Linked DNA regions of Homo sapiens: region 2 is linked to region 1. Evidence: chromatin loops called from intact Hi-C (ENCODE). Cell type or tissue: PC-3. All regions are shown on one strand. Links, peaks and the distances in the headings refer to the core of each region. The heading gives the core; the rest is flanking DNA. Region 1 overlaps FMN1 (formin 1). Region 2 overlaps FMN1 (formin 1).

Region 1 (10,012 bases), core at 461-8,460:
CACAGCCACTAATTGCCCATCTGCTTGTTTACACAGCCCAGAGATGGTGACTGGACAAACAGTTCATTTCCCTTGAAACGGGACCAAACTGGGAGGAGCCTGTCACATGGGACAGAGGAGGACTAGGAAGAACTCTCATGAGAAAGTGCCCCCAGATCAAAGCCAAGGACCAGCAAGCCAAGCAAAGATGGGTTCCAGCGGCTGGCTTCTCACAGGCAGCTTCGGGTCTACCGCTTTCTGCACCCTGCCCACCCACTCCCAGCAGAACTGGAACCCCTCTCCCTGAGGACAGGACATTTTGAACCATTCACGTAAAAGTCTCAACCACGGAGCGTCAGCACCAACCCACCCTTCAGGCGTTGGCAGCAAGGACAACTGTGTTCAGGTGAACTTCTAGCCCTTTCAGACTTCACTGGATGCTTGGCATTTGCTACACTAGTTCCCATTTTAGTGTTCTGCTTGTCTCGTAGACTGGACTGTAAACAACTTGAGCACCAGGGACCTGAAGCCCCCGGATTCCACAGCAGGGCACTTTACATGTGAAGAGCCATTAGCCAGGAAATGCTTATGGTTGTTAATGATGATAAGCTACTCCAAACATAGTTTCTTTTATCTGCCTACATCAGAAGCTTGGCTTCTTGAGACAAGAGACTCAGACTTCTCATTTATACTCTTGACAGACTGTGGAAATCAATAATGGCTTGCACCCATCAGTGTCCTGGAAGTAGGATTGAGAGAGAAGATTCTCTTGAGAACCGATTTCTCCTCAAAATAAGATTAGGCTTGAAAAAAAAAAAATCAACCTCCCCACTGCTTAGCTCACAGGTATGGTGCTAATGGCAGCAACTTAGTCATGAAATGGGGAACAACAATGTAAAAAATCCTTGTTAATTTGCTTATAATTATCCAGAACTAACTACAGGTACACTGAAGAACTGTATACTTGATGGGAGGGAGATCTACACCGCTAAGTCAATAAGACCAATTTCCGATTTTTCCCTGTGAGCATTTATTTGCAGAGCCACATATTGGCAACATAAGAAACTAGCGTTGAACAAACCTAAGAAGTGATGAATCCTCCCCGGGAGGAGAGCTGCAGCCCTGAAATCCAAAGCAGAATGGGCTGGGGGCAGCTTGAGGTCTGTGGGCGAAACTCAGCACTCCCAGTCTAGGGTGCTGCTCACCCATTAACTTGGCCTCCTCTTGCCACTGTTGTTTTAGCCCTTAGTGAGCATCTGTGTGGCTCAGATTTAACCAGACCAAAGGGGCTGTGGTGGTGAGAGGGCAGAGAAAGCTGGAGGAAGAAATGGCTTTTTTTCTGGAGAGGAGTGAGGACTAAGTCACTTCAAGGATGATCATATTCCCAGGAGGAGCCATGATATGATATTATTTGAATATCTAGCTCCACGCAGCTCTATTTTTCCCTTCTCACTACTAGAAGATTGTAATCACCCGGTATCAGCACATTCAAGATACTACCGAGGACCTAACAGCATGCCCAAAACCTCTCATCTCTGCACATAACTGCGTACAAATGACTAAAATCACTTTGCTTCAAAAACAGAGTAGCTGTGTGAAAGGCATTTTAGAGCATGTGGGATTCCACACACAGGCAAGTTCCAGGGATCTCAGAAGCTTGGCTATTTCGTTCAGTGCCAAGGAGGCAAAGATGAGGACAGGCAGTCGTGTGGGTGGGAGGCAGTCCTTGGATGATTAGCACAGGTGTCCAGGAGGGAGGGGAGGGTATGGAAATGGTACAAACATGAGAGGAAGCTGTGCCAGTGGGTCATCATGCCCCATTTGTACAGAACATTGAGTGGACTGTAACTGTGGACAACTGAAATACCGAAAAGAAAATGTGCACACACTGTTTAAATTCTAAACAGTGGGAGAATCGTTGTTTAAAGAAGAACAGATAATTGCTCATTCCACCCTCCCCAGTCTTTGAAAGATAGACACAGGAGTGTCACACAGTACAAGAGTTTGTATTACACAGAAAGAGGGACTTACAGACAGAAACAAAATTTAAAAACAAACAAACCACCAGCATTTATCACCGTTTATCCAGCCAGTGGTTTTCTTTATCCCCTTGGCTATTACTTTAGATATTTTTGCTTGGAACTTCTCCCCCACTTTTTCTGACAGCTCATTGATCTTGGGTTGGATCATCACAGTTCGTGGGAAACAATACAGGCTACTTTTCTAGCTTATTCCTTCTTAGATGCCTCTTGGATATTGTCCATTTAATATGTTTGAGAAATATAGAGAGACAAAACACACAGTGTTTTAATCTCAGAGTATATGTAGTGTGTCCCTGGAGAAGAAGTCTCATATATCCAAGGGAATCATTCCATTATTTTAAAGTAAGGCTTGTATTTCAGATTGATCCACCTGGAACATGTAATCAAAACTCATGAACTTTAATATAAATTCCAGATTCTGGTTTCTTATCTATATTTTTGGGAACATAACATTGGTAGATAAACTAATTGAAAAAAATATTTTCAATGTTGATTTAGAAATGGCTTTTAACTATTTCTACACATTCCATCACTCCATCTCAGAAGAAGCGGAGTAGAAAACTGCAGCAAATGGGACTTTATATTAAAGTCCTAGGAAATATATTCTGGCTGATGTGATGGTTCTTGTGTGTTTCAGTAGGCATGTAACATGTGAATCGCTTTGTGGAACTGGGTTCGTGAGGCTAGTATTTATGAAGCTGTATATTTCCTTCTGTGTAGTAACACAGAGAGTGATTCAGGAGAATGAGAAAATCCTGTTTCCTGGAAATACCATCCATCCTGAAGGAGTTACGAGAACCAGAACAGATATGTATTTTGCTATTTATCTCACACTTAAAGATTATACAATCCATTTTCCTAGGGCAAGCACAAATGGTCAGTTTTATAAATCTTGATGGACTAAGTCAAGTAAAAAAGCCCACTAGTTAAGAGTCCAGATATCGAGAGACACAAATCTGAGGAACGATCAATTAGGACACCGTGGTAGCTTGTCTCCAAGATGTCCATCATCAGCTCTTTCCTTCCCTGCATGTTTGTGCTGTTCTCTAGTTGAACGGTGGCGTCTATTCACTCCCTTAAAACTGGACTGGACTGTGACTTCTCTGAACAACAGTGACGTGATGTTTCATTCCCAGTGTTTGAGAGGATAGGAAATTTCTAATTTCTTTTCCTTGGAACATTTGCTCAGGAAAAAGCCAGTAACTATGTAAGAAGGCTAACTACTGCGAGACCACCATGCTATGAGAAAGCGCAAGCCATGTGGAGTGACTGCACGGGCTCTCAGAGATGCCCAGCCAAGCCCCACCCTCCATCCACCCGAGCCGAGGCTCTGCAGCCTACAGATGATTTCAATTCCAGCCATAATCTAACTCCAACTTCACAGGAGACCTGAAGCAAGAACTAGCCAGTTAAGTCTAATCAACTCATTAAACTGTGAGAGATAGGCATACATTGTTGTAGCCTACTAAGTTTTGAGATGGTTGGTTATGCACTGTGGATTCCTATTACCAATCGGCTATAATTATAAAATATCCACTGGCAAATATAAGTTCCAGAGGCAAAGACTGTGTTCCTTTTGCTCATCATTGTATTCATAACATGCAGCACAGTGCCTAGAACACAGAAAGCCCTAAACTAATAATACGTAAAAGTTTGAAAAAGTTTATCTGTACTAGTATGAAAGAAAGACCCATAGTCAAACGGCTGACATTTTTTAGCAAGTTTGATGGGCACAATAACCTTATGGTGGTGGTATTACTACCTCTGTCTTTGAGATGAGGGAACCTCAGCTTTTTTTTTTTTTTTTGAGGAAGTAAGCTTCCCAAGCTCAGAAAGGTAGGGGAGAGGGCCAGGCATGGTGGCTCACACCTGTAATCCTAACACTTTGGGAGGCCAAGGCGGGCAGATCACCTGAGGTCGGGAGATCGGGGCCATCCTGGCCAACATGGAGAAACCCTGTCTCTACTAAAAATACAAGAAATTAGCCGGGCATGGTGGCACATGCCTGTAATCCCAGCTACTTGGGAGGCTGAGCCAGGAGAATCGCTTGAACTCAGGAAGCAGAGGTTGTGGTGAGCCGAGATCACACCATTGCACTCTAGCCTGGGCAACAAGAGCGAAACTCTGTCTCAAAAAGAGAAAAAAAAAAAAAGAAAGAAAGGTAGGGGAGAGATTTGAACTCAGATTTGTGCAATTCTAAAGCCAGCCTGTTTATTATAGTCTCCCAGGAGACTACAACAGAAACAATGAGAAAACAATTTGAAAGAGATGCAAAACCCACCCCTTGAATCTTACCCAGGACTATGGAGCTCCATTAATTGCTGTCAACACGCTGGAACCTATTTCACATGAAGCTCAGACCAATTACAATTAATGCCACAGTCATGACTACAAACTAGAAACCAATGCCAGAGGAAGCTTAAGTTAAAGAAAGCAACGATCACGCACATATATTATGTTAGCAATTAGGCTTAATCCTAGAATCGTGAAGCCAAAGAGAATATATTAAAGAGAGAACAGTGCCCTCCTGGGAAGAAGAGCAATTTCAAATAGACTTTTTAGTGGCTTTCTACATTACTTACTTGAATATATTATGCTCCCCTAGAATTACTATATTACAATTACTCACGCCACATTTTATTTATTTCAGCAAGGAAATGGGATGGTGCAATGAGCTCAGTGGGCAGACGGTTTGGTTATTTCAATGAATAATTTGAATGTCAACAAGTTGGTGGATGCTAAGATGAAAGGGGAAGTAGTAAATAGCAAAGGTCTCAATGCCTGACTCTGAGATGGAGTAAGGATGAGCTATCAGGACTGGCACTTCACTTCTAAATGTTGAGCACTCAGGTTTTGCTAAATTTATAAAAGCACATGAACTAACTAACATCGCATATTTCCTTAACGAGAAGACCAGTTTATCTCTGTTTAAAACAGTTCTGATCTACTCAAATACACATTTTTAATTTTCACTGAAAAATGTTATAAATAAATCAAAATTTAAATAAAAAAACTGGGAGGGAAAGGTAGATCTACTTCTCAATTCAGAAGATTAATAAAAGGATTAAGGAATTAAATAATCACATTCTCTAGCCTCAGCTCACGACTTTTTCAAGGCTCAGTTTCTCAATAAATGGAAAAGCAAATTCTCATTATTCTCCCAATCTGTTTGAAAGCAGAGCTGGGGTGTTACAGTGATTAACAGTTATCAAGGCCCATTAAAGTTGTTAATTATAGTGGCGTTCACTATCTTTTTCCATCATTTTTAGCTATTGAGACAGGGTCTTTGTGGATCCCAAGGATCATGTGTTTGCAGTTCAATTCAGCAGCCACTAGGTGGTAATATTGTTGATTTTGGTAGCCATGAAGTGTGATCTATCAGACCTGCCCTCTTAAATGGAATTATGTACATCCCTTATATCATCAAGATGTAATTATAGAAATAATTATACTTTAAAATATGTAAAATATTTTAATTGTGAAAAATATAATCCCTTATAAAAGTTCCATGCATATCTGGTACCTTTTAAACTTATGCTAATTCTACTTACCTTTTATTCTAATTATACACATGACTATCTTCAAATTATACATATAACAAAAATAAAGTGTCTGGTCTTAACAGAAATCCAGCTTATATTCATTGCTTCTGGCTTATTTTTAGAAGAGATGAAAAAGATGCACATAACTTTCCTTCTAAAATTATGGCCGTCCTCTGTAGTAAATAATTATTTGCCACTTGAACTTGGAACCACTGCTATTCGCACCATTGGGTAAGTAAAATTTCTGTGATTAACTTTCTGAGACCCACTGTCTGAAGCATCTGATAAGATTTGACAAAATCACGTAACAACAGCAGCGGCTGATATACATAGTGCCAGGTTCTGAGCTAACTGCTCCACATACATTAGTCCTGCGTTCCTACTAGAGCTGCCACAACTCATTTAAGGCCAAATGAACTCAGCAGAAGAAACATACCCGTATTATTTGAAGGAATGAAAAGATCTTTCCAGAATTGGACATTGTCTGCGAAACTATGTATTATATAACATGTATTATGCACAATAACTCCCAGAAGGCAATACAGGTGTTAAGCTCTTTCATTATGAAGAAGACAATAACTGTATAAATCAAAGAGAAGTCTTGTGATAGCATCTTTGATCAATCACTGATGAAAACCTTGCCATAGTTGTCAAGAATCCAAAGAGAAAGTGGTGGCTAGGCCAATAATTACGTGAGGCAATTTATCATGAGAACAACCATTATGCAAGATGCAGAGCTCAATACTGATTCCATAAAATACTTAAATACTTGTCACTGCAATTCTTTACTAATTACAATGGAAACTTTGTTGTTATTGTTGGGAAAGGTAAAAGAGGACCTCTATTAAGACCTCAGAAAAGGAATCTTTGAGGTTAAGCTGTTACCCAAGGTTAAGGCAAATCTACTATTCTGATACTTTTCTCCTTTAGATGATGAAACAAATATGCTTATTTCTATTTACCCCTAGGGTCCTGGGACTCAAAAGAAACCAAGTGGTTCTCTAAGTTAGTAGGATGGCACAGTAACAACGCTGGGATTGAGCTCACCCTGACCCTGAGTAAGTTACCAAGACCCTCAGACTCAGTTTTCTTATCTGGAAAGTTAGGAATGAAAAAAATCAGTTTCAAAGGATTGCTGCAAAATTAAATGAAGTGCTATGCACCTGTTGAAGTCAAGTATAGCATGCTCCCCAATCACCCCCCAACACACACACCAGAACTAACAATTCAGGAAGGAAATTTTCAGTATATTGGTGTTTCTCACAGAGGGTCAAAGTGGGACAATAAGAATGCCTTAAATGTAACACATTGTATTTATTAAAGCTTTATAGTTTATATGGTGGTTTCCCATGTATGTTATCTAATTTCATCTTCATAATGACACTGTGTACTAGATATTACTATTCCCATTTTACAGACAAGAAAAAAAAAAAGGCCCCAAGAACTTAAAATCCTTTGCAAAATCACATAGAAAGGTTAAGTGGTGAACCCAGTGTTCAAACCTAGGTCTTCTGACTTCAAGCACAAAGCTCTCTCACTACATTCAGATCACTTAAAAACACAACATTTTATTGTGCCTATCGTTAATAAGACTGTATTGCACACTTAAGAATTTGTTAAAGAGGGTAGAATTCATGCTAAGTATTCTTACTAAAATAATAAAAGTTGTATGTATGTAGAAAAAAGTATTGCTTAATCTAATTAAACTAAACAGCTTCTGCACAACAAAAGAAACTAGCATCAGAGTGAACAGGCAACCTACAGAATGGGAGAAAATTTTTGCAATCTACCCATATGACAAAGGCCTAGTATCCAGAATCTATAAGGAACTTAAATTTACAAGAAACAACCCCATCAAAAAGTGGGCAAAGGAGATGAACAAACACTTCTCAAGACATTTATGCGGCCAACAAACATGAAAAAAAGTTCAACATCACTGATCATTAGAGAAATGCAAATCAAAACCACAATGAGATACCATCTCCCACCAGTCAGAATGGCGATTAAAAAGTCAAGAAACAATAGATGCTGGTGAGGCTGCAGAGAAACAGGAATGCTTTTACACTGTTGGTGGGAATGTAAATTAGTTCAACCATTGTGGAAGACAGTGTGGCGATTCCTCAAGGATCTAGAACCATAAATGCCATTTGACCCAGCAATCCCATTACTGGTATATACCCAAAGGATTATAAATCATTCTGCTATAGAGATGCATGCACACGTATGTTTATTGCAGCACTATTTACGATAGCAAAGACTTGGAACCAACCCAAATGCCCATTGATGATAGACTGGATAAAGAAAATGTGGTACATATATACCATGGAATACTATGCAACCATAAAAAAGGATGAGTTCATGTCCTCCTAGTTTTTCCAAAACAAACTAATGAAATGTGAAAAGGGTGAATTCACAAGGGGCTATACATAGAAAGAAAGAGCCTGACTGACTTGGCTCCATCCTCTACTTCTACCTGGGGACATTTCCAATCATCAGAAAGAGGTTAATGCAATTGCAGCTCCAGAGTCTCATCAAACTATCTTGGATTCTGCCATGATGAAAGGGAAATGAGGAGATTACCCAATAACACCATCATGAGGTTGTCCTTAGTAATACTTCAATTCTTACATGGTTGAGGGCCTACTCAAAGTTGTAAAAATCAGTTTAAGGTATAGTCCCCTGTTCTACCAAAGCAAGCAAATAAACTGGTTCCATAACGTTGAAAAGATGTAGGGGTGTGTGTGTGTGTATGTGTGTGTGTGTGTGTAAATATCTGCTGCTGCTCTAGGAAAGACCCTGTAAGAGTTAATGATACTTATCTGACAAATAATATCTTACCTCCAAACCCAACCACTACCATCTCTCTTCCACTAGCATGTAGTTCTGAGACAGTGTTTAAAAACAGAAGACAAGGCTGGGCGTGGTGGCTCGTGCCTGTAATCCCAGCACTTTGGGAGGCTGGGGTGGGTGGATCACTTGAGGTCAGGAGTTCCAGAAAAACAGGAGACAAACTCTTTAAAAAACTAAGAGTTAAGGCCGGGCGTGGTGGCTCATGCCTGTAATCCCAGCACTCTAGGAGGCCGAGGTGGGCGGATCACAAGGTCAGGAGATCGAGACCATCCTGGCTAACGCAGTGAAACCCCGTCTCTACTAAAAATTACAAAAACTTAGCCAGGCGTAGTGGCGGGCACCTGTAGTCCCAGCTACTCGGGAGGCTAAGGCAGAAGAATGGCATGAACCTGGGAGGCGGAGCGTGCAGTGAGCTGAGATCGCGCCACTGCACTCCAGCCTGGGTGACAAAGCGAGACTCCATCTCAAAAAAACAAACAAACAAAAAAATTAGAGTTAAGGCCTAAAATGCAAATACCCACGGAAGAGGTCAGATCCTGACAATGATCTCAAGATATAAATGACTGAGATTTGGTTCTATGTTTGTGATTAGGTTTAAAGGATGGTCTGTGTCGGGGTAATCTGAGAGAAGATCTTTACTCTCTCATTTTGGCATATTCATAAAAGTGTACATTGAAGCACCTGTGTAATGAAGAGCCCAAATGAAATAAAGAACAGGATTATGGCAATAAGAAAAAAAATATGAGGAACAGGTAAAACACCCTACATATTAGAGGCCTCTTCTTGACCATAATGTAAATTAGGGTTCATGTTACATACCTAATAATAACATCACAAAAGTGTGACGCCTGAAACTGAAGTGATGATGGAAGCATGAGCAAAATAAGTGAAGTCAATCCAAGTCAAGGAGAAAGAACGGAGGGGTTCCAGCAGGTTCATGTGTGTGCACGTGTGTGTGCGTGCACACGTGTGTGTGTATTAGACTGTCTTGAGCTCTCAATGCCTTTAAACATTTCCTTGCATTTTCTCATTGACTGGGAGGCTTCCATTAGATAGAGCCATCTAGAGCGATGTTGAAGAAGGCAGCCATAGGAAACAAACCAAGGTACTAGCTCATAGATCTTGCTTGATAAGGGACCTTCAGATTTCCTTTTAAGTTGTCCAGTTCAGCACCCAATGAAAGTAATGAGACTGTGAGTAAGACCATTTGGTTTCCAATTCTAGGTTCAGGTGGCTAAGGGACCCCAGTTGGTATAATGATGGAGAAGCAATGAATAGGAAGCAGAATCTTAGGGAAAAATGTGAAGTGCGAAGTACTATAGAAAATTGTTTTTCAAAAAAAATTTGTTTACTATTTTAAGAGGTACTCACTGGTTAAAACACCCAAATTTATAACAAATCTGCATACGCCTATGAACCTCATCTGCCTATTTTCTACCTGCTGCAGCAATGAACCTGTTTGATTAGTTTTAGGAGTAATAGTCTAAATATTTAACAATAACATAGGTACTAACTAGCAGAACAGGCAACCTGTATGGGTGTTATGGTGAGGACCAGCTGAATATCAGTCTTGGGTTAGTTCTCTTTTGTTTTTTTTTT
Region 2 (10,012 bases), core at 958-8,957, 150 kb after region 1:
GCCAAGATAAATTGGAGGGTCTTAAATACCATGCTCAAGACTTTGAACTTAACTTGACAGACAGTAGTGAGCCACCAGAGGTGTTTTAAGAGACGGGCAACAACCTAAATAATCGATAAGGTGGGCTGAATACACGCAAGCTATGCTCAAGGCCTATGTTAGGATGATGGGAACAGGATGCCAAGCAGTGAGTATATATGAAACCACAGAGCCCAGATTAACATAATTTGGTAATCAACTAGATGTGAAGCAGAGGGTGCAGGAGTTGTCAAGGATGCATCTGAGGTTTTTGGCCTAGACTTTTAGTTTTAGGAGAACCATGACACCGTACATATACAGGGTAGCTAAGAAAGCAGATTGCTTTTTGTCATGTTTACATTGGGAGGGGAAGAGGAGGAGGATTCAGAAGGAGACAAGTAGATGAAAATAAAGATCCCTTTCTATGGTGGGCTTATAAAACTTTTTGGATGCTCTGGTTTTGGGAATTTTAAATTTGAGATACTAAAAATATTTCCCAGTGTAGCTTTCCACAAAAACTTATCTGTAACTCAGGAAGAAGTTTGAATTCAAATAAATAGGTCTGAAAAGCACTTACACAGAGATAAGCTTGTGGCAATAAGGGAAATCTCCAAGAGACAAAATATAAAAGGTCAGGTGACTAACCAGCCACAATTTGGCGTGCTGCAGAGGCAACACTGGGAGGGCAGCAAAGAAGATAGAGAAGCACACCGTGAGGAAGAAGAAAAAAACTGCAGAATTCGCTGTCCCAGATGTTGAGGGAGGAGTTCGAGGATGTCAACACTGACTCTCCAGGATCAGAGCAAAGAAAGAAAGACAGATAGGAGACAAGTAGCACAGGACAATTACTTCATCTGTTTCAGTAGAGTTGGAACGGAATTCAAGTGGTAAGATAATTTGCTACAAGTCATTAATGTTTAAGAATTTTGCCAGTGAGAGAAGGAATGGAAGGTCAAAGCAACAGTATGGTCAAGAGAAAGGATTTCTAATGTAAAGGATAGCTGAATTTATTACTAGAAATGGGGGAAAGCACCTGCTAAAAGAACAACTGTATTAGTCTGTCCTCACACTGCTGTAAAGAACTGCCCCAGACTGGGTAATTATAAGGAAAGAGGTTTAACCGACTCACAGTTACACATGCCTGTGGAGGCCTCAGGAAACTTACAGTCGTGGTGGAAGGGGAAGCAAACATGTCCTTCTTCACATGGTGGCAGGAAGGAGAAGAATGAGAGTCAAGCAAAGGGAGAAGCCCCTTACAAAACCATCAGATCTTGTGATAACTTACTCACTCTCACGAGAATAGCATGGGGTAACTGCTCCCATGATTTAATTACCTCCCACCAGGTTCCTCCCATGACACGTACGGATTATGGGAACTGCAATTCGAGATTTGGGCGGGGACACAGCCAAACCATAGCAGCAACCAAACGAGAAAAGAGCAGAAGCAGCAGTAGATGATATCAAAGAGAACAGGTGAAGAAACACCAGCCACCTGCCTTTCTTTTCCTATGCATAAGGCCAAACCTAACAACCAAGCAAAGAAATAAAGGCATTTATAGCCCATAGACAAAGGCCCTCATTCTTTATTTTCTCTCGGTTTCAGAAGAAATGCCACCTCTTTCTTCCCAGAATCTCCTGGGTCCCTGATTTCGCTGTCTTCTACATTCTCAGGAATACTTTCTCATCAACTTATTCCTTCTGGCCAGCTCCCTGCTTTACCTATTTAGATCTCTTGCTGGAAATGCTGGACTGCTCAGGCTGTTTCCTGCACCATCTACATCTACTGCATATTGATTCTCATATGCTGCATAGTAACTTGACAAATATTACCCTACATGATCTAAACAACACTGTGGTGAAGGTAGGAGCCCCAAATTCTGGACCATCGAAAATCACAATCTAGGGAGCATCAGGGCTGTGATTCAAAGCTGAGTCTTCTGCTGCAGCCTCGTGTTCTTTCTCCTCTGCAGGGCTGTCTCTTGATGCTGGTCAAGATGCAGGCAGTAGACTGTTTCTATCTAAACATTACAAACGACTTGGCTTGCTGTCAGACACCTAACTTTAAATGGCTAAAATCGCTTGATAAATGGTGTGAAAATTTTATGGTCCTTCCGTCAGACACCGTAATTTATTATCACATAATGCACAGTTAGAAGAACCAAAAGAAACCATCCCACAAGGGCAAACAATGTGGAGGCAGTGGCCCTTTGACACTCAAAGGCCACAGGCATTATATGGATCCAATAAGAGAGCTGCTTCTACGAACAAGAGAACAACCTCTTGATCTTGCAAAATATTTTTGGACACCTAAAGGCTCTTTTATTACTGTGGCTGATTAAAATGAAAAGTTTAAACGACTAAAATGTTCTTTTTGATGAGTTTTTACCATGAACTATAGACCTTGTAGTCCAGGGGGATTCAAGCCCTTTGATCCTGCGTACTCACATAAATTCAGAGTCATAAAACAACATTGGATTTGATTTTACTAGTGTAGCTGATGTTGCCAGATTTGTAATGCAATCTTGTTTTCTCCCCTCCTTGTTTTTGAGCCCATCCACCATTGTTTTATAGCAAAAGGAAAGGAGTTTCCATTTGGTTTTGGCAATCCAGTTTCAAGACTGAGCCACTTTTCTAGAACGTTGGAATTTTACAGAAAAATAATGGTCCTGTATTGTATCCATCAAAACGGGAATCAATGTTAGTTTTGCATGCTGAAAATAAAGTATCAAAAAGAAAACCCTCTTCTCATTATAATAATCACAGATTTTCATTACTTAAGATGGTTAGAGGATGATGTGGTTGAGAACAATAGTATAAGTATGAAGTAGAAAAACTGGTGTGATTTAGTGTTTATAAATTTCCCTCAGGACTAACTGAAAATAAATTAGAAATATCAAAAGATGCCCAATTTATTCATCAATGGCAGATTATAGATCATATCTTAGTTTACAAACTTAAGAAAAAGGACTGGTATCTGTGGGAGAAATAAAGAAAATGTTCGATAAGACATATGTTTAACAAAAAGACATGCAGTAAATATAACTTAGATGTTTAATTCACTTTCTTCTAATATCCTAATCATTTTCCTGTGTGTATGTGCAATATCATATTCCTATAACTCCTAAGACATGAAATTTTTACTATAAAGGGTCTATGAGGGAATAAGAAGACAATTTTATTAAATCTATGTTATAAAGACCATAACAATCAATAGTGGGTCATAAAAATCGTTCATTTTTACGGAGTAAAATATCAGTTTGGGCTCAGAGAGATCAATGTATATTTAGCCTATTCACTAGACCAAGTAATACTAATTTAACAGTTTTCACTAACTTTATTTTTCATGGATTGCCTGAAAGATGAAACATTTCTCGCCAAGATTGTTCTGTAAGTGACACAGGACATAAGGGTCATGTGATACTTCAACAATTCTAATTGGAAAAGAGTCACCATGTAAGGGATGCTTCATTCTCCTAGGGACAATGCCTTGTGACATTTTCAGCTGCAGTCTCTTAACACCTGCTGAGGCCCCAGTGAACATTTCAGAATACGATTCATTCAGAGAAATATCATTCCAATACACATTCACTTCCTTGCCATTTGGTATGAATATATTACATTAAGCCATATAAAATTGCTGCTTTATAAGTCAAATAGGTCAAATATCAGCAATTTAATGCAGTTCAACTTATAAACTTCATTTAGCAAATTTGAAAATTATCATTGTTCTATGTTTTCTCAGTTAATCCTTTAAATTATGTCTAAAGGATCTATTTGCCATAGATAAGGGTCATGCCATATATAGTTTTAAAACAAAACAAACAGAACTGTGTTATACAGACACCTACTGCAGCTTTCAAAGACAGTACAAGAAACTGCCCCCTGTCTACAGAGACAAGTAATTGTTCTGGTGGTGTGTATATCAAATTAAGATAAGAGAAGTGTATCCAGTTAACAAGAGCTTTCTCATTTCATGCTCAAAAGGGTAGTGTGTTGTCAGCACCTTCTTCCTCCCTATTAATTCATTCAAGAATTATTTATTGTATATTTACCATGTTCCAGAGGGAGAATCAAGCTGTACACATTTACAGACAAGCAACAATGACAGTTTTCATGGTTCCAGTTTCAGCAGAAGCAACCCTCAGCACCGGTAGAAAGGTAATGCTTGTTGTCAGAGAGCGTAAATTCTCTCTTGACCCTGTCTTAGAGCCACTACAATCTCTGACTTGGACAGCTGCAGTACTCCCTGCTGTCCTCTCCACATCCTCTCTGCCCTCCTCAACTTGTCCTCTGCAACAGCAGCCGGGGGCGGGGTGGGGGGGGTCTTTTGGAAATGCAAATCTCCTCATGTCACATATTCCTCTGCTCAGAATTAGTCAGTAGATTCTAACTGTTCTGAAGATGAAATTGGGAAACCTTAAAAAGATGTACAAGACCCTTCCAGAATCTTGCCTCTTGCCTTTCTCCACCGCACTGTTTTCAACCCATAGGCCATCATCGATCAGTGAGATAGCATATTAACATATCAATTTGTGCTTTATCCAGAGCATATTTAGTAAGAGTTGAATATATCCGAGTATGTTACATGCAATAAATTGTTGAATAGAACTCATTCCTCTCTCTCTCTCTCTCTCTCACACACACACACACACAGACACACACACACACGTAACCTGGGTCTCGATATAAATTACATTGCTTATTCTGGGTTGTAGTATAAAAAGGTTGAAAAAATCCTACTCCAGAGCTACATTTCCCACCTCTCTCCTGTTTTTCCTGTGCTTTGGCCACACAAAGCTTCCCTGCAGTTCTCTCCAAACAAGCCAAGCTTCTCTTCACTCTTCAAACCTCTGCTTAAAGGTCAGTTCCTAAGAGTATCCTTGTCTGGACCCATGGATCTTAATTAGACCCCATCAGAGCAGCTCCACAGCACTCATCACATTATATTTATTGGCTGGTTATTTTATCAATATCTGTTTCTCTGAATGGACTACAAGCTCCAAGAGAGTGGGGCCTATTATCTGTCCTGCTCCCTCGAGCACCTAGCACAGTGCCTGGCATCCAGGAAGCACTCAATCAATACATATTGAATGATTGAGAAAGACCTCTATTTCCTTTTGATGATTCCATTCTTAGATGAAACGGATGATCAAGTTCATAAAGCATTATTTTAAGGTGGTCCTTTGTCATTTGTTATATAGAATGTACCTATTTACAGCCATAAACATAGCATGTACTGTCTCTGTAAGTACATTAAGCACTGCCTATGAGTATGGACTTATGTGCACTTTGCTGTGCATGTTTTTCTGTAAAATAAACTAACAATGAGTTTTCATGTGTTTAAAGCAAAAACTCTTAGTATAAAACTGGAATGTGTTTCAATCATCAAAAGAAAATGTATCTAGAAAGTTAAGAGAAAAAGGGTCAAACTGACCTCCAGTGGTGAGATTGTGGAATGACTCCTAAAGTAATTGTAAAATACTCAGCCTATCACACAGAAGCATATATATATATATGTATATATGCAAAACACATTTCTTAATAATACTTCAAATTATGTTTATTATACCAATTTGCAGGAGATATAGGTCATGCCATATATTGTATCAAAACAAGTAGAAGTGTATTACATAGACACCTGTAACAGCTTTCCAAGATAGTGTATGAAATTGCCACAATCAGAAAATCTAAGTCTTGGAAAGAATCTTAGTTGAGATCTGAGACCTAACATCAGCAACTTCTATAAAAAGTTGATAATTTTAAAATGTTAACACTCAAAAAGTCTCTCCCTCCATTAGTCTCTGCGTAATATTAGGTCCTCAGTGTAAGCTGAGTGTTATTTAGCCTTTATGGTATAAATTCTGTTTTCCCAAATAAATAGTAAATCCTCTGAGTACGGAACCTATATGAGGATTAAATAAAATAATCCATGGTAAATGCTAAGTGTAGTGTCTGGCATATAGCAATATGCAACAAATGTTATCTGTTATTATCATCATTATTACCATCATTACTAAATGATGTTTTATCTCTAGCACATCTCTTGTATTTGACACGTGCTCAATTGGTGTTTACCAATCATGAGAGAGATAAAGTGTAAGAAGCCAAGTTATGTACATGAAATTATAGTTTAGAAAATTTGTCTTTACAGCAAAAACAATTTTAACACGCAATTATCTTACTCAGAACCGTTCCCCAGATCTGTGTTTTAACTCTTAGGCTGCTTATACATATTCAGATGTTTCCTTCATAAAACTATGGCAACAGTAATATTTCCTAGGAAGAGGCAATAATGGAAATGAGCACATCATACTTTTATAACATATGAAAAGCAATGCTCATTGGAGAATTAGATATAACAGTAAATACAGAATGTTTCTTTTACCTCGGCACATAGCTTATATGGAACAAACTTTACCATCCAAAAATACACTTTGACAGCCACAGACTTAGAGTAAACTAAACATGCTGCTGCTCATAATAAACACAATAGTTATGATAGATAGGTCATCTACCACATGCCATTGTGGCCCAGTCCCACCTAAGCTATCCCAACAGTTGTAATCAGTCAAAATGACCAAGTTACAACATTGTCACACCCACTTTAAAGGTGAGAAGCTGAAGCTCAGAAAGGTTTAAATAATTTCTTCAAGACCACACATCTAGTAGACAGCACAAACAGGATTCAAACTCAGGGAGGATTACACACCTGTTTTTCTATCCCACTATCCTACCTAGGGTTACATTGCATTTTGTTTAATGAATGGTCACTTGACTTCATTATATGAGTTTATGCTTCAGCATGTTCTGATTCTAAGGGCCATCACTCCTAAGGACAAATATCCACCCAAAGATAGATCAGAGGCAAAGGTCAATCCAGAATCAAAGTCACATCAGGAATATTCTCACTAGGCAAGGACCTTTAAGATCTTCCAGAGGCAGTTCAGTGTACAGGGTAAGAGGGCCACCTCATAATGGTGTAATAGCTCATTCACTCCTTATATATAAAGACTGGCACATAGTAAATGCTCAATTAAGTACCAAATATTATTATTGTTATTCCTCCAGGACACAGAGGAAGCTACAACAAATTGCAGTGAAATGGTCAAAGCACACATAATGTTACGCGCGTATACACACAAACACACAATAAATTCACACTATGAATTCCAAAGTCTATGAGGTTGGAGTTGTTAGAAGCAGCAACTAGTACCATTTATCACACATGAACACACCATACAAGGAGGTGGCAGCATAGAGAACACAGCTGAATCACCCCATAGGCCTGTTAAGGAATCAGCAGTGTTGGGTATCAGGGACTATACTGGAGAAGATTAAAGTTAAAGAACAGCTGAGCCCCGATGTTCAAATTACAAAAATCGTAACGAAGAAGTAAGGAGCTGGCAAGCTGCATAGAAGTCTAGCCACAGTATTTTCTTACCCAATTTACAATCTTGGAAATTAACTTCTATGAGATTCAGGTTTCAAATCTCTAAGATAAATACAGGCAAACATCAAGATTATGGTGACAAGTATTAGAGGCACTTCCTCAAACTGGGCTCAGGACCAGCTATGAGAAATAAAGCTGGAAAGAGAAATTTCCCACCTGCTCCTTTCTTCCGTACCTCAGTAGAGAGAACAGAACACCTTATTTCTGAAACCAGTGAAATAAAAGAACTCTATTGTTTATTTTTCTTTCCTAACACTACAGAAATATCACCGTCTTTTTTTTTTTTTTTAATCACATGGGGAACTTGTGCAGATCATCCTTTATTCCTACCTTGTACAGGTCTTTGACACAGGACGAGAGAAAAAATTAAAACTTAAAAAATCATTATACTAGGCAGTGAATACATATCAAATTTAGAAACCAGGCAGACCTGGTTGATGAATCTAGCCATTCTACTGACCAGCTGTGAAAGCTCAGGATTGCACTTGACTCCGCTGGGTCTCAGGTAGTTCGAAATTATCTACGTGAAGCACTGAGCATGGTACCTGGCACAGAGCTGGTGCTTCCTTCTCAGTAGCCAGGATTATAAACATCTCCAATTAAGTCAAAAAGCATGGGGTGCTCAGCATTTAATCTCTCATGTCAACACAATCTCTTACCATGCCTTCCTGAAAATGTTCTAGAACACAGACCATACCCAATTTTTTACACTAAGAGCTCATCTTTCACTTACACTTCCAAAGCTGCTGCCCTTTCAATTCCTTCAATAGCCCTTTCAGGAAAGGACAGAAGAGAGGAAGAAAGGGAAAGGGCAAGAGGGAAAGAAAAGGGAAAAGAAAAGACACAAATGTAAATGTCCATAAATATCTAAAAGCTCAAGGAATTCTGCTTTGTATTCGTATGTTCATGAAAAAAATAAATGTTACTCAGCCTCTTTATCCTCTGTACCAGAAGTCACAATCTCAGATGTCTACAGGCTCCAGGCAATCAACATAAGTAGAGGAGACTGGCTATAAGATGATAGTAAGTGTGGGGCAGTACTTTGGCAACTAGAGCATCCATGCTTTATTTGAAAATTATTCAAAGGAAGTTTTTAAATGTTATTGTGCTCAATGAATAAACGTCTCTGGGCTGTATTTGATGGTATCACAAATTTAAGAATTCTGCAGCTTTCCTAATGCTACCCCCCAAATAGCCTTCTACCTAAATACTGTGAGTCATGAAAAAATTTCCAGCAATGTCCAGTCAGATCAATTAACAACTATTTATTCAATTTCAGCTAGTTGCCTAGCACTGATCTAGGTAACATGGGAAAAGAAAATCTCCTAGGACTTTGGATTGAGTTGGGACAGATGCAGGGGCCCACTCTTTTCCCAGGCCAGAAATGATAGAACTTTGAAGCTAGAAGGAAACTTACGCCAGCTACTCCAATGCTTTTACTTTACAGCTGAAGAACCTAATATTTAAGAGTGATGTGTGATTGTATAGAATTTACAGAATTATTGAGTGAGGCAGGACAAGTCTGGAGAGAAGGAAACACTCCCCGTGGTGCTCTACCATGCTTTCTCCCATTTCATGAAGAGTCAAAAGCAATGGCCAACACGCAGAAACTCACCGGTTCCAGCAGTAGCCCGTCACCTAAAGTCAAAAAACTTTTGCAATAAAAAGAAAACTGTCTTGGTCCACCTGTATTGACTCATGTTCAGGGGTTAAGACTCAGCAGAAATGATTGAAGGCTGATGGTGCATGAAGGAAATGTCTAAAACCATCATTGGCCCCCATGATACAAATGAGCAATCAACATTCTACAACAGCCTCCTTCTATATCTGAATTGTCTGAAGGCAAGACAGTATCTTGAAGGCTGAGACAAAGGGCTCCTTTTCCATGAAAATTCAAGTCCAAATGTACCTACCGGATTCTAGGTAGCCAGTCGCCCAAGAGGAATCTCAACACTAGTAAACCAGTAAATCTAGTAACCTCACAACATTTCACAGTCACACTAAAATGATGAATTAACATATTTCTCAATATTGTCTATTTTTTCCTTTTTGGCATCTCAGTAATGAATTACACTAATATCAGCACTTAGGGGAATACCATAAGGGTTTTATGAAATCATCACATTTCATACTTGTGAAAGTTTTGTTTATTGGCCTACAAATTATTCCCTTTCCCTCACAGTATTATCTGGGAATTAAGAGATTTAAATGTATTGTGTTGATAATGAAGAATACAAAAAAATGGAACAGGCTTGGGATTTATGCCTTTATAAATTTCGTTGTATCAGCTCAAATAGAGTCTGCACTCAATTCTGTTTCAACAGCAATGTGTAAACTATTAGAAATGGATGAGTGGAATGTGTTGGCCACAGTAAAATGAGGAAGTCTACAAGTCTTAATGGAGGCCAGCATACCATTTCATTCTCTTGGGGACAAAAAGGTACAATGTAAGTTAATTTTCAGTTTGGCATTGATCCCTGGATCATTTTGCAGTGGGAGTTACCAAACTAGAAATGTGACTGCATTGCACAATGAGCAGGGGGC

The links. Hi-C counts contacts between places; a loop is a spot of excess contacts. Peaks named below come from ENCODE experiments on the same cell type or tissue, not always from the same donor. Only the 100,000 strongest peaks of a DNase experiment are listed, where the experiment ranks them.
Region 2: a loop joins it to region 1, with 4 times the contacts of the local background. A loop is called at or near these places in 38 of 110 quality-filtered maps.

The regions. Positions count from the first base shown.
Region 1 is chr15:32,838,976-32,848,987 of GRCh38, forward strand. All of the region lies in intron 17 of FMN1 (formin 1), which reads right to left. Among named protein-coding and RNA genes, the nearest start is that of GREM1-AS1, 130 kb to the left of the region's middle. In PC-3, for the core only: a CTCF peak has its summit at 5,315 (motif pointing right); no DNase peak of the experiment used is centred there; H3K27ac peaks cover 3,375 bases.
Region 2 is chr15:32,989,580-32,999,591 of GRCh38, forward strand. The region is part of intron 7 of FMN1 (formin 1); the gene reads right to left. Among named protein-coding and RNA genes, the nearest start is that of FMN1, 200 kb to the right of the region's middle. In PC-3, for the core only: CTCF peaks have their summits at 3,900, 5,442 and 5,645; a DNase peak (open chromatin) is centred at 5,452.